Regions from separate parts of the Homo sapiens genome. Here region 2 is linked to region 1. A link is a contact called in ENCODE Hi-C data. All regions are on one chromosome and are shown on one strand. Each heading gives the region's core, a stretch centred on a gene start or an enhancer-like site at or near the end of the contact. The rest is flanking DNA. Distances are from core to core; before and after follow the strand shown.

Region 1 (2,700 bases), core at 7-2,506:
AAGATTGCTTAAGGACAGGAGTTCGAGACCAGCCTAGCCAACATGGCGAAACCCCGTTGCCACTAAAAATACAAACAATTAGCCAGGTGTGGTAGCACATGCCTGTGATCCCAGCTACTCAGGAGGCTGAGTCATGAGAATCACTTGAACTCGGGAGGTGGAGGTTGCAGTGAGCTGAGATCATACCACTGCACTCCAGCCTGAGTGACAGAGTGAAACTCTGTCTAAAAATAAATAAATAAAAAATAAAAGTCACTGCCACCTCCATTTTACAAGAGGTACCGAGTGGATATGTTACTTCCCCAGGGCCTCACAGGGAGGAAGTGGTGGAGCTGGGATTTGAACCCGGGCTGTTGTTTTTGTAAAGGATCGAATAAATGCTGTGAATGTACTGATCTATGATAAGCTAGCTGCATGAGATGGAGACTCAGACACAGATGAAGCCAAAGCTGAGATGCAGAATTTACTGAGAAATCGCATTGTATCTCACAAGAGCAAATTGCTAAGCCCACCACGTATCCAGGCTGTGCCGTCCGATTGAAGAGCCTGTGCTCTGAACTCCATACAGCCTCCTTCCTGCAGCTGAGGAGCTGGAGGCCTACGGGAAAATGGGCTCTAGATGGCTGAGTTTCAACGGGAGCCTACCAGTGTCCCTCCCCAGCCTCGCACCTGCCGTGGCTCCATAACCAAGAACCCACTCTCCCTCTGGATCCGGCCCTCCACCCTTCCCTCCCAGCTCATATGCTTGGCCCAGGCTACACTGAGCTCCTGGACCACACCAGGCAGTTTCACACACAGCAGCTTTGCTCACCGGGCTCCCTTCACTTCCCTTGACCATTGCCCACCAGGAAAACATCCACTTATCTTTCTTGGCTTCATTAGGCCTCATCACCTCTACCAAGAGAACAACACTGGACACCAGATGCCCTTTGGGACACACCAGTGTGAGGCCACCCTCACCCTGCTGTGTGACCTTGGACAAGTGACTCAACTTCTCTCAACATCAGTTTCCCCATCTACAAAGTAGGAAAATGTTGTTTACCTCATGGTTTGTTGTACAAGTTAGAAAAAATGCACATCAAGCCTCTGACATGGCTTCTACTAAAAACATGGTACTTATTTTTAGAACGTTTTCCTGCCATCTGCCCCAGAAGAATTGAACTCTGTATACCTGTATACACCTCAGACTCTCTGGACATACTTGTGTCTTTTTTTGCTAGCACTTCTCACAAGCTGGCATCTTGTGTATTTTCCTCTGTTTATGTTCTGTCTCCTTCATTGCGGGACTTATTAAGGTGCAGCTCCTTGGGGGCAGGAATCTTGTCTGTCATGTTCATCACCGGATTCCAGGGCTCAGAATGCTGCCTGGCACTTGCTAGGTCCTCCATTAAAGTTGGCTGGTGAAATGAATGAACAAATAAAGGAATAAAAAAAGGAACAAATGAACCCATACCCACCTCCTGCATTAATCTTATCCATCAATCTGTCCCCAGCTCCCAGCCCAGTAACTGACATGTGTGTTCAGCGGGGATTATAGAACAAATCTTATCAATTCTGTGTTTATGCATTTATAAAACACAATTTAACGACGCACTAAATCAGATCAGCATGAATGAAGCTTTCCAGATGGGCACTGAACCAGGATTCTCTTTCTTCGTGTCTTGCTTTCTCAAAACTGGTCCACATTATCCTCCCCAGCAGCATAAGAACTGCCCAAATTGCCAGCCTTAGAATCATGAGCTAATTAATGAGACTGCTTTGAGTCACTGTGCTTTGCTTGTAGGTATGATCGCCCCACAGCCAAGACTAACTGATGCAACAGAGGAAGGGCTCCCCGAGGAGGGGAGGGCTGAGCTGGATCTGAATAACCAGAAGAAGACTAAGAGAAAGCAGTAAATTCCCGGTGGAGGAATTTCGAAGGTGTGTGTAGGAAAGTCATTTGGAAGGAGATAGGACAGCACTTTTTTTTTTTTTAACACCTTATTGAACATCCAGCCAGAAAATGTACAATTGGCAAACTACCCCCTAGAGAATAACACGCTTGTACGACCAGACCCATATGAGAAACAAAGCATGACCGGCACCCCAGAGGCACTCCTTACGCTCCTTCCATTTCCCACCTCCCTCCCAGGCTAACCACTATCCTGACTTTTCTCATCACAGATTGTGTTATTTTTGTAGCGTTTTTTCAACTGGACTCTGCATTGTGCATTATTTTGTATCTGGCTGCTTTCACCCCATGTTAGAGTTGTGAGACTCATCCGTGTTGTTCTCTCCTTTTCCTCTTGATAAATCGTATTCCATTATTTACCCATCCTCCTCCTGATGGATCTTTGGGCTGTGTTGGCTATGGAGAATAACACTGCCATGAATACTCCTGAACACATCTTTCAAGGAATATATTTGTACACTTTTTTTTTTCTTTTTTCAAGACGGAGTCACGCTCTGTCACCCAGGCTAGAGTACAGTGGCGTGATCTCGGCTCACTACAACCTCAACCTCCCAGGTTCAAACGATCCTCCTGCCTCAGCCTCCTGCCTCAGGCCTGGGATTACAGGCCTGCATCATGATGCCCAACTAATTTTTGTATTTTTAATAGAAGACAGGTTTTCGCCATGTTGGCCAGGCTGGTCTCAAACTCCTGACCTCAAATGATCCACCCACCTCGGCCTCCCAAAGTGCTGGGGTTAACAGGCATAA
Region 2 (2,700 bases), core at 93-2,592, 240 kb before region 1:
CAACCTTATCTCATGACAGTCCCCCTCTCGGTTTCTTTGTGGCACAGCAACATTGCCCACTTTGCCCCAGTCCTTTTTTTTTTTTTTGAGACGGAGTCTCGCTCTGTCGCCCAGGCTGGAGTGCAGTGGTGCAATCTCGGCTCACTGCAAGCTCCGCCTCCCAGGTTCACGCCATTCTCCTGCCTCAGCATCCTGAGTAGCTGGGACTACAGGGGCCCGCCACCACGCCCGGCTAATTTTGTTTTTGTATTTTTAGTAGAGACGGGGTTTCACCGTGTTAGCCAGGATGGACTCCATCTCCTGACCTCTTCATCCGTCCACCTCGGCCTCCCAAAGTGCTGGGATTACAGGAGTGAGCCACCGTGCCCGGCCTGCCCCAGTACTTGTAATATGTCAATCTGCCTTTCCCTCGGGCCATTACACTTCTTTATCTCCTATGCCCGGAAAGCCTAGTCATTTCTGAGACCTTGACTCAAACACCCCTTCTGGAGGGAAACCTTCCTTGGCCTGCTGGACTAGACTATGTTATCCTCTTACACGCTGTATCCTCCAGGGTCAAATTAGGAAAACAGAGGCCACTTTAGGTGTTTCAAGTAGAAAGAATTTAAATCCTAGAAGTCGGTTACACGGGTGAGGAAAATGATGAGAAGCCCAATGGGACGGTGTAGCAATGACAGTGAGCTGCTGCCACCCCTGAGGCTGGAAGGGTAACAGACATTTGCCAGGAGCTAGAAGCTGGGGCAGCCTGGTAGGAGCTAGAATACAATGAGAGCTGCCCCCTGGGGGATGGAACCACAGAGGGAGGGTCTCTCTGAGGAGACATAGATTCAAGGAAGAGATACAGCCATTGCAGGAGATGCCAACAAAAGCAGAGAGAGAGAAAGAAGCAGAAAAGGAAAGAAGGAAGGTTTCTTCCTTCCTCCCACCTTTGAGTCTCCCACTAGTGCTTCCCATTAGCCCAAACTACCAAGAACCCAGATGGCAAAGGAGCCCGGGAAATCTAATACTACATGATACCGAGCAAAGCCGATGTTCCAGCTGGCTGCGTCCATTACAGTAGGTAGTCAGGCAGACATAAGCAGGGCAGGAGAGGGCTCCTCCCGACCAGGAATGTCAGCTGACCGTCAGGTGATGGTCAGGTGGTCATTAACTGTCTCTCTAAAATAATAATTGGTTACAGCTAGCATCAGGGAAGGGCAGTCTCCCAAAAGATAGAAACACCTGAAACTGATGATCAGCAGCTTCCCAGTAAGATCTCAGGAGTTGGATGCGTGGGCTCAAGCTTGAACACTGAGAGGCAAAATGGCGGAGTTTAACTGGTATATGCCCTTCGTCTAGAAACTTTCAGCTGGTAAGGGAAGAACGCCTTAAGTGAGCATGCGCACAACTCCAGTTAAACACACTGCGCATGTTCCTGTCCCAGGTGCTGGCAGACCACTGTGCATGCAGACAGCCCACCTCAGGGAAGAATCAGGGGAGAAGAGACGTAGACCTCACAAGCATGCCAACAGATAAAACCCCAAGTCAAGAGTCAAACCATGCACTTGAATCAAGTCACCCACTTGGCCCTCTTTCAAGTGTATTTTACTGTCTTTCATTCCTGCTCTGAAACTTTCATTTTTTATTATTTTGATTTTATTGATTGATTGAGATGGAGTCTCCCTCTGTCGCCCAGGCTGGAGGGCAGTGGTGCAATCTCTGCTCACTGCAGCCTCCGCCTCCTGGGTTCAAGTGATTCTCCTGCCTCAGCCTCCTGAGTAGCGGGGATTATAGGTGCCTACCACCATGCCCAGCTAATTTTTGTATTTTTAATAGAGACGGGGTTTCACCATGCTGGCCATGGTTGGCCAGGCTGGTCTGGAACTCCTGACCTCAAGTGATCCGCCCACCTCGGCCTCCCCTAGGATTTCAGTTGTGAGCCACCTGGCCCAGTGCCTGGTCTGCTCTAAAACTTTTAAATAAACTTTCACTCCTGCTCTAAAACTTGCCTCAGTCTCTCACTCTGCCTTATGCCCCTCGACTGAATTCTTTCTTCTGAGGAGGCGAGAATTGAGGTTGCTACTGACAAGTATGGATTTACTGCTACTAACACATCAAACCACCCCAAAACGGAGTCGCTTAAAACAATTTATAATTATCACCCATGGTTCTGTGGGTTGATGTGGCTCAGCTAGGGAGTAAGTTCTCACATGGGCCCTCTCACAAGGTTTCAGTCATATGGCGATCTAGGTGCAGTCACCTGAAGGCTCAACTGGGCCTGCTGTCCAAGTTGGTGCAGACACAATGCTGTCAGTTGACACTGGCTGTCAGCTGGAAGCTCAGCTGGAGCTATAGGAACCAAAAGTCCCACACATGGCCTTTGTGTGGGCTTGGGGCTGTCTCACAGCGTGGTGATTGGATTCCCAAAGGGTATATACCAAGAGCAAACTTTTCAGGAGACTCAGCTGGCAGCGATAAAGCTTCTTATGACCTAGCCTTGGATATCATCTCTTGTATCTATTGGTCAAAGCACAAATTGGATTCAAGGAGTTAGAAGAAGAGACTTCACTTCTCGATGGGAAAGTAGCATGTGCATACAGGTAAAATAATTAATAGTGGTTATCTTTGGAGGCAAGCTAGCATCATCCAGCCTCTAGCCACTATGTACATTCTTTTCACATGCAAAATTGACTCGTGGCCTCCTAAGACATCCTGACTTTC

The links. A loop is a pair of places that touch in the nucleus more often than their neighbours do. Pooled maps may share reads with other maps.
Region 2: a loop to region 1 is called in a map with no recorded cell type, with 3 times the contacts of the local background. The contact joins the promoter of LINC02318 here to the promoter of LINC02292 in region 1. A Hi-C loop is called at or near these places in 3 of 37 single-sample maps with no recorded cell type and 4 of 50 pooled maps.

What each region holds. Positions count from the first base shown.
Region 1 is chr14:95,328,140-95,330,839 of GRCh38, reverse strand. It overlaps LINC02292 (long intergenic non-protein coding RNA 2292), which reads right to left and starts at 1,256. Exons shown (of 3, transcript NR_110127.1): 1 at 1,172-1,256. LOC105370637 (a long non-coding RNA gene) reads left to right here and starts at 1,968. Exons shown (of 2, transcript XR_944171.3): 1 at 1,968-2,700.
Region 2 is chr14:95,572,204-95,574,903 of GRCh38, reverse strand. LINC02318 (long intergenic non-protein coding RNA 2318) reads right to left here and starts at 1,342. Exons shown (of 3, transcript NR_146450.1): 1 at 1,220-1,342.